Regions from separate parts of the Homo sapiens genome. Here regions 1 and 3 are each linked to region 2. The links are chromatin contacts, found by Hi-C or POLR2A ChIA-PET in ENCODE. All regions are on one chromosome and are shown on one strand. Each heading gives the region's core, a stretch centred on a gene start or an enhancer-like site at or near the end of the contact. The rest is flanking DNA. Distances are from core to core; before and after follow the strand shown. Region 1 has its middle 35 kb from the start of MYL12-AS1. Region 2 overlaps EMILIN2 (elastin microfibril interfacer 2). Region 3 has its middle 19 kb from the start of SMCHD1.

What was found. A loop is a pair of places that touch in the nucleus more often than their neighbours do. ChIA-PET counts read pairs that join two places held with the same protein, here RNA polymerase II (POLR2A). Pooled maps may share reads with other maps.
Region 1: a pooled map shows a loop between it and region 2 (4-fold over the local background). The contact joins two enhancer-like sites. A Hi-C loop is called at or near these places in 2 of 50 pooled maps. POLR2A ChIA-PET finds 5 or more read pairs at or near these places in 2 of 52 experiments (H1 and activated CD4-positive, alpha-beta T cell).
Region 3: a pooled map shows a loop between it and region 2 (5-fold over the local background). The contact joins two enhancer-like sites. A Hi-C loop is called at or near these places in 5 of 50 pooled maps. POLR2A ChIA-PET finds 5 or more read pairs at or near these places in 5 of 52 experiments (B cell, Caco-2, WTC11 and 1 more).

What each region holds. Positions count from the first base shown.
Region 1 is chr18:3,295,690-3,298,389 of GRCh38, reverse strand. No RefSeq gene overlaps it. Among named protein-coding and RNA genes, the nearest start is that of MYL12-AS1, 35 kb to the right of the region's middle. RefSeq lists an enhancer at 1,105-1,184. Within about 2 kb of position 1,294, at least 21 of the 41 ENCODE cell types and tissues checked have a DNase peak (open chromatin) inside an H3K27ac peak, as active enhancers do.
Region 2 is chr18:2,904,726-2,907,425 of GRCh38, reverse strand. It overlaps EMILIN2 (elastin microfibril interfacer 2), which reads right to left. Exons shown (of 8, transcript NM_032048.3): 5 at 341-643. Among named protein-coding and RNA genes, the nearest start is that of EMILIN2, 59 kb to the right of the region's middle. RefSeq lists a silencer at 282-1,141. Within about 2 kb of position 1,250, at least 29 of the 41 ENCODE cell types and tissues checked have a DNase peak (open chromatin) inside an H3K27ac peak, as active enhancers do.
Region 3 is chr18:2,635,380-2,638,079 of GRCh38, reverse strand. No RefSeq gene overlaps it. Among named protein-coding and RNA genes, the nearest start is that of SMCHD1, 19 kb to the left of the region's middle. RefSeq lists enhancers at 745-794, 1,385-1,564. Within about 2 kb of position 1,264, at least 15 of the 41 ENCODE cell types and tissues checked have a DNase peak (open chromatin) inside an H3K27ac peak, as active enhancers do.

The DNA.
Region 1 (2,700 bases), core at 45-2,544, 390 kb before region 2:
TGACTCACTGCTCTTAGAATTCTTTCCTTCACACTGACTATAGATAGTCTGATGACTATGTTCCTTGGTGATATCCTTTTTGCAATGAATCTCCCAGGACTTCTTTGAGCTTCTTGTATTTGGATGTCTAAATCTCCAGCAAGGACAGGGAAGTTTTTCTCAATTATTCCCTCAAAGAAGTTTTTCACTTTTTTTTTTTTTTTTTTTTTTTGCTTTTTCTTCTCCTTCAGGGACACCAATAGTTCTTATACTTGTCCATTTTACATAATACCATATTTCTTGGACGCTTTATTCATTTCTATTAATTCTTTTTTCTTTATTTTTGTCTGATTGGGTTAATTTGAAAGCCTTGTCTTAGAGCTCTGAAATTCTTTCTTCTATTTGGTCTAGAATATTGTTAAAACTTTCCAGCTCATTTTGTAATTCCCTAAATCCCTAAATGTGTCCTTCATTTCAAAAAGTTCTGGTTGATTTTTTAAAAAAATCTATCTCTTTAGAAAATATTTCATCTATATCCTGAATTGATTTTTAAATTTCTATATGTTGTTTTTCACCTTTCTCTTATATCTCCTTGAGTAGCTTAATGATCAACCTTTTGAATTCTTTGTCTGGTAAAGATTTCTCAAATGCCAGTAGTAGTAGTAATGAATTGGTCATGTGGACAGACTCAGGACCCCCTGGTTAGCCAGAACGATGCAGGCAATGGTGACAGCTGAGGTCATGCACAAGTTTTCTCCTTCCTTGGTGCAGTGTTACACTACTTGGAGATGCTGTAATGGACTGTCAATTGGCCTCCAGCCAGAAGGTGGCGCTTGCCAAAGAGCACCAGCTGCCGTAGTAGCAGTGGGATTTGTGCTTGCCTCATGTTACCCAGGGGAGGTACTCTGGTGACTCAGGTAATGGGTGGGGCCATAGAGCGCCAAAAAATTTCTGTCCTTTGTGTTAAGCTACCAGAGCAAGTGAAGGAGCAAAGCCAGGTGGCGGCTGGATCAGGCAGGTTCACGCTGTGGCTCCCCACATGCGGGGTAAGCAGTGGCCCCTGTGGGGGTCAGAGAGCATTTTTCTGGCCGCAGGGGTAATGTTGCAGGGAGGGGTGCAGCTGCCTCTGCTGCACAGAAGTCTCTCTACAGGGGTTGGGGAGTAGCAGGCGGCAGTAAGCCCCACCAGCGCCCATGCACTTGGCAAGGCCGGTCCCTCACCCGCAGGGTTCCGCTTGCAGCAGCTCGTTAGAATCCAGGCAGTCCGCATTCAGAACTCAAGACTGCCCCATGCCATAAGCCTTCCTGAAGGAGAGAACAACCAATGCTTTCAAGCCACGCCCCTCCCAGTCTGCCCGTGAAGCAGGGGCGCCCAGCTCCTGCACCCGTGGCTGCAGCACATTTCCCAGTCACTCCTTGGTTCTGCCCAAGGGGGTTTGTCCCCATTCGGCATTATATTGTGAACCCAGTTGGGAACTTCTGCCAACCTGTGACTGCTGTCTGAGTTAGCTGGCAGATTTCTGCACAGTCCTCTGTGAGGTAGGGTCGGGAATGTCTTCCCTCCATCCTCACTGGAGCCTGGGAGTGCATGCAAAGCCCGTCCCAATGATGCTTTTTCTCATACATTCCCCACTGCTCACTAAAATCAGCTCCATTGCTGGATAGGGTTAAGTTCTTCCCTCATGGGCCTCTATTGCCAGATTCCCAAGTGGGAGTGTATGTTCCAGAGGCAATTTATTCCTCTTTCACTCTGGGGAACTTAGTTTTCCACTGGCTTATGGTGTAGGCTGCAGCCCAGTGCTTCTTTCAAAGGGTCAGTGGCTTCTTTCAGTTCTCCTGTTAAGTTCCTGTGTTGCTTCTAGGAGAAAAGTTCACAGTGTGTGAGTCTCTACACACTATCTTGTCTTTCCAAGTGGAAGAGGCATGCTAACACTGCCTCCAATCTGCCATCTTGGGAGCAACAGAGTGAGAACTTGTCTCTTAAAAAAAAGGTGGGGAGGCCGGGCGCGGTGGCTCACGCCTGTAATCCCAGCATTTGGGAGGCCAAGGCAGGCAGATTATGAGGTCAGGAGTTCGAGGCCAGCCTGGCCAACATGGTGAAACCCCATCTCTACTAAAGATATAAAAAATTAGCCGGGCGTGGTGACGCCCGCCTGTGATCCCAGCTACTCAGGAGGCTGAGGCAGGAGAATCGCTTGAACCTGGGAGGTGGAGGTTGCAGTGAGCAGAGATAGCGCCATTGCACTCCAGCCTGGGTGACAGGGTGAGACTCTGTCTCAAAAAAAAAAAAAAAAAAAAAAGTGGGAGGGGAAGCGGTCTTTTGTTTTAGAGATATCTGCTTTAATATGTATGAACAAATATCAGTGATTTGCTGACAAAATGATTTGTCAGTGATTTACTTCAAAGTAATCTAGTGATGCAGGTAAGAGGGCTGAGGGATAATGATGAAAGGAAAATGGGAGGGGTTATAGATGAAACAAGTTTGGCCATGAGCTGATTATTATTGAAGCTAGGTGATGCCTACAAGGGGATCCATACATTATTTTCTCTTTGCAATACAATCCTGACCTGGAGTAAGGTCAAATTTCACAGGTTAAGGGAACAGCCACTCACAGGATGCCTCTTACCCCAGATACCAGCTGTTATATGTTCCAGGGTTCCTGAGCCACCGGTGCTTCTGACCAACTGACCACAAATGCAGGGATTCCCACTAACTCCTCAG
Region 2 (2,700 bases), core at 1-2,500:
TGCTTTGCTGCTACCCAAGCTCCCAATACCCTTCTGGCTTCCAAGATCCTTCCTGCTGGGAATCAATGAGCTGCCCGTGTGGCACTCGTACTCCAACCGGCGGGGCCACTCAGTATGTCTAAGTACAGACGACTGCACTGTCCCTGAGGTGCCCCGGCCTCCGTGTGCTGGACTAGCATGAGCGGTCCCTCGGGCCTCGGCATCCTTCCAAAGCTGCATTTCGGAACTTGCCCCCCCGAAGGCTGGACCCCGAACCGCCACGCCCCTCAGCAGACCCCGAGGCTCAGGCGGAAGTTCCGGGAGAGCCCCGCGCTCCTCCCCGCGCAGCCCCGGGCCTCACCTGGTGCGCCCGCGAAGCCTTCTGCGCCGGGGACGGTGCCGCTCCCGGTCTGGCCGTCCACGCCCCGCGGCAGACCCCGCCCAGACACGCCTGCGCCTGCGGGGGGCCCGGCCTGGCCCGTCTCCGCGATGACCCCGGTGGAGCCTGGCGGCTGGGGCGGCCTCTCCTCGGGGGGCCGCTGGGGCAGGACGGGCCGTCGCCCAGGGTCCTCTGCGGTTGCGGGGCCGCTGGGCCTCGGCGGGGCGGGCTCGGGCTGCAGCGGCTCCTTCGGGGCCTCTGCGGGCGGCGGGGGCGAGGGCGCCTCTGCCGGGCGTCGGGGAGAAAGAAACACACGGGATTAGGAAACCTCAGCCCTGACTGCCCCGTCAGGGTCCCCTCCATGAGTCCCGGCGAGCGGGGTCCCCGTGAGGACTCTGCGGCCACCCCTGCGACGTCAGGCCAGCGGGACACACGGGCGTCCGCCCGCATCTTCCGAGGACGCCGCGGGCCACCCGGACGCCGCCGGGGACCCCTGCCCGGGGCCGGGGCGTTTCCAGCCTCTCCGGCGCAGACGGCTGCACTTTCCAAACCGGCCTCACTCTTGGCTCCGGCATCAACAATTCCCGATTTCACAGCACGCGGAAACCGCGGGTGCGTCGCAAGTGACTGAAAGGGACCTGAGGCCACCGACCCCCGCACCGTCTCTGAACCACACTCCTGCCGGGGCCCCACGGCCTCTCCCGCGGGCTGCCGAGGGACCCTGCCGGGGGGCCCCAGGGCTGCGCGGAGGCCGTGAGGAGGGCTCAGGCTCCACGAGGGCCGCGGCCACAGCGCCCACGTCGCCAGCGGAAGGGACTTCCAACGGAGGAAGCTCCTGGCGTGCGTCTCCCGGCCCTCTGGGGAAGGCGCCGGAAGCTGCCGCCCTTTCCTCCTTTGAACTCGTTCCCGGAACGAGCCCTCCAGGAAGCCCCTCCCGACCGTCCACGGGACGCCTGACAATACCCGGGCCTGGCTGAGGGACCCGCTCGCCAAGAAACGCCATCCCCGCCGCCCCCGTCAGCCTGGTGCCCACGATGCCCAGAGTTCCAAAGCGCAACACATTTGATTTTTGTTTAGGACCCGACAAAAATCGGCGGCTGCCTCCCGACCTGCCGTCTAGTTTTGTTTTAAAACTCCCTAAGCGGGCCGGGCGCGGTGGCTCACGCCCGTAATCCCAGCACTTTGGGAGGCCGACGCGGCCGGATCACTTGAGCCCCCAAATTCGAGACCAGCCTGACCAAGATGGCGAAACCTCATCTCTTCCAAATATCCAAAAAAAAAAAACAAAAAAACAAAAATTAGCCCGGGGTAGTGGAGCGCACCTGTAATCCCAGCTACTCGGGAGGCTGAGGCAGGAGAATCACTTGAACCCAGGAGGTGGAGGTTGCAGGGAGCCGAGATCGCCCGCTGCACTCCAGCCTCACTAAGCTGGGGAGAAGGGCAGTGGAGGTGGTTGATGGGTTCAAAAATATAGTTAGACAGAGTTAATAAGATCTAGTATCTGATAGCACAACAGGGTGACTGCAGTCAGCAATTATCTTTTGCACATTTTTAAATAAAAGAGTAGAATTGGAATGTCTGTAAAGAAATGGCACATGCTTTGGGTAATAGATACCCTATTACCCCGATTATTATACACTGCATGCCTGTATCAAAATACCTCATGTACCCCATATATATATATATCTACTCTGTACACATAACAACTAAAAATTAAAAAAATAAAACTAAGATAAATATGGCAGATCAAATACATGCCCCCCCCCCGCCCCACCCACAGAGGCAGGTTGCCAGAACACCCTGAGAGAGGCAGTTTCTCCAACAGCCTTTCCTGACCAATGTTCCATGAGAGAAGCCCAAGAGAAAACAATTTGAGTGATTACTCTCTCAGTTTTCCCTGAGGATGATACAGAGCTAATTCCATTCTAGATACAGAGAAGTTAGTTCACGCCATACAATAGAATGGCATCAGGATTTACATCTCTTTAGAACCCTGGTTGAGAAAGGCTGGGTTAGACAGAGAAACTGAGGCAGAGGGATTGAAAAACATGCAGATACCAGCTACAGTGGAAGATAGGAGTAAGATACCAGTCTAAAAACACTAAGCGAAAGTCTGCTCCCTGAATAAGGAGGCTCACAGTCCCCATCCTCTGCTAAGCTCCCAGCCACTTGCTTATACCTCTAGCTGGATATAGGAGGATTCTTCAAATTGACCCTATGATGCCCACAGTCGTGAAACTCTATCTAGTGTCTCCCCATTAAATGTGAACCAAAGTCAAAATCACCTGACATATGAGGAAAGCCGCCTGTGTGAACGACAGGGACCAAAGCAAGCCACACCA
Region 3 (2,700 bases), core at 15-2,514, 270 kb after region 2:
ACTTTCTTTAGAGAGAAATAATCTCTTCTCTAAAACTATATTACTCATCCTCCCCTTACAAGGCAATTGGCCGGTTCTAGAGTTAGAATGCAGCATCCCCACACAAGATACACAGATCCTATAGCACACAGGTCATTAGCCATCCATAACCATATCAATTATGAAAAATAAGGACACTTTTTGTCACATTCCTCAAAATGTGTATTTTTCAGTTCTAAATATCCCTATTAATAGTTAATTTAAGTCCGGGCACGATGGCTCACGCCTGTAATCTCAGCACTTCGGGAGGCTGAGGCGGGCAGATCACTTGAGGTCAGGAGTTTGAGACCAGTCTGGCCAACATGGCGAAACCCTGTCTCAACTAAAAATACAAAAATTAGGTGGGCGTGGTGGCACGCACCCGTAATGCCAGCTACTCGGGAGGCTGAGGCAGGAGAATCACTTGAACTGGGGAAGTGGAGGTTGCAGTGAGCTGAGATTGTGCCATTGCACTCCAGCCTGGGCGACAGAGGGAGACTCCTGGCAAAAAAAAAAAAAAAAAAAAAGGTTAATTCAAGCTGACACTTGCCAAGCCTGGGTCAGTTCCTCCTCACAGAATGTACTCTGGCTTGACGTGAATCTGACTTCTATAATTGCCCCCTGCTGTCCTGTGGTACATAACTCTTGATACTTCTGAGATGTGATTTAGAAAATGAATACTTCTCCAAAGGAAACAATAAATTTGCAGAGATAAAACTGCCTAAATCATGCTGAATATGTTGCACAAGGAGAACCAAGCCCTCCCCATTCCCAATCATATGTATAGGAAATGTAGACTTTTTCAAGGCAGTCAGCAGGAACAAAATATGCGCAAAGACTCTGTTTTCATGTTTTTGTACTTTAGTTTTGTATTAGATATTTCCTGCTTCTACAGCTGTTGGGTGTGTCCCTCCTCCTGTTCCGGTGATGTAAACCTAAAAAAAAAAAAAAAAAAAAAAGAAAGCTTCTCAAAAAAGAATAAAGAAGTAAACACACACACACACACACACACACACACACACACACAAACACTGAACATTTTAGATTCCCTGTTATGTCAACCCTTTTCATTTTAGAGAATGTTTTTGCCTCACATGTGCAAAACTAAATCTATCCAACCTTGTTGCTTTTTCAGAAGAAAAGGAAGTATACACTTGTGTATTGTCTCCAGCTTTGCTAGCCTAAGAGAAACTAACTGCTTGTAACTCAAAGCCAAATCCTCAAGGTGTTCTAGCTCAAAGCCAACCACAACAGGAAGGGGAAGTACACAATATCTTACACTTTATATAATTTTGCTGTTCTCTCCTCACGTCCCTACGTCTCTCACACATCTCTAAATCTTCTTACAGGGCACAGCATCCTTGGAAATGCAGGAAACAGCTTCTGGATATCTGATGCAGGGCTCCCCTTAGATTTTTCACAGCGGCCGAGCAGCCTCCTATCTCCATACAAGTCGAAGTCCCCATTTTCCTCTGCTGTGGTTGAAATTTTCACAGAGTGCTCCTCTGGAACTACAGTCCTACTGAGCCTTTTCTATGGCCTTCTATGCAGTTACTTTCCCCAAACAGGACCCTTAATTCTAATCAGAGCTTGAGAAACTCTGCCAGCAGTCAGACTGTGATAAACAATGTTTTCGACAGGACACAGAAAGGCCAACAGAACAATGTTTCTAACCAAACATAATTAATGCTGTACCGTAGTTGGAAAAAAAAAGACTAACCATTCCTTCTTAGAATCACCGAACAAAGGCCAAACCCTATAAAAAGCCCCTCCCTGGCTGGGCACGGTGGCTCACGCCTGTTATCTCAGCACTTTGGGAGGCCAAGGCGGGCAGATCACTTGAGGTCAGGAGTTTGAGACCAGCCTGACCACATGGTGAAATCCTGTCACTACGAAAAATACAAAAATTAGCTGGGCGTGGTGGCATGCACCTGTAATCCCAGCTACTCGGGAGGCTGAGGCAGGAGAATTGTTTGAACCTGGGAGGCGGAGGTTGCAGTGAACTGAGATCACGCCACTGCACTCCAGACTGGGCAACAGAGGGACTCCGTCTCGGGAAAAAAAAAAAAAAAGCCCCTCCTTGCTCCATGTTTCTGAGATATCCCATGACCAGTTCCTCCTCACTACAGCAAGTACAGTCATGCAACTATTTTCTGTAGGTAAGACCTGTGGTCTTTTCTTTGGTTGGTGAGCTTTAACTGGCTTTTATTATCTCTGGGTGGCATTTTCAATTCTCAGAGTGATTGTCCCATAGAATTGAAGTCTCCTAACCCTCCCTTCCCCTAGAAGCCGCATTCTAATCAGGGCTTGAGAAACTCTGCCAGCAGTTAGGCTGTGATAAACAATGTTTTCAACAGGACACAGAAAGGCCAACAGAACAATGTTTCTAACCAAACATAATTAATGCTAAACTATAGTATAGCATCCCCTGCCCCACCACACCACACCCTTGCTTACTATACCTACTTGATGGAACTCCCCAAGTTCCTTCTCTTTGCCCCAGGATAGAGGTTGCCTTAAGGAAAGACATCAGGATAATGCTGTTCTTGGCTCCCGGTTACCCAGTGACTCCTTCCTTTCCATGCACAGATTGAGAGCATCCACTGCCGGGCGACTTTTTTGTCTGTCCTACTCGTCACCCTCCATCAGGGGATTTTGGTGGAAGTGCCAGCCTTTCCCAGC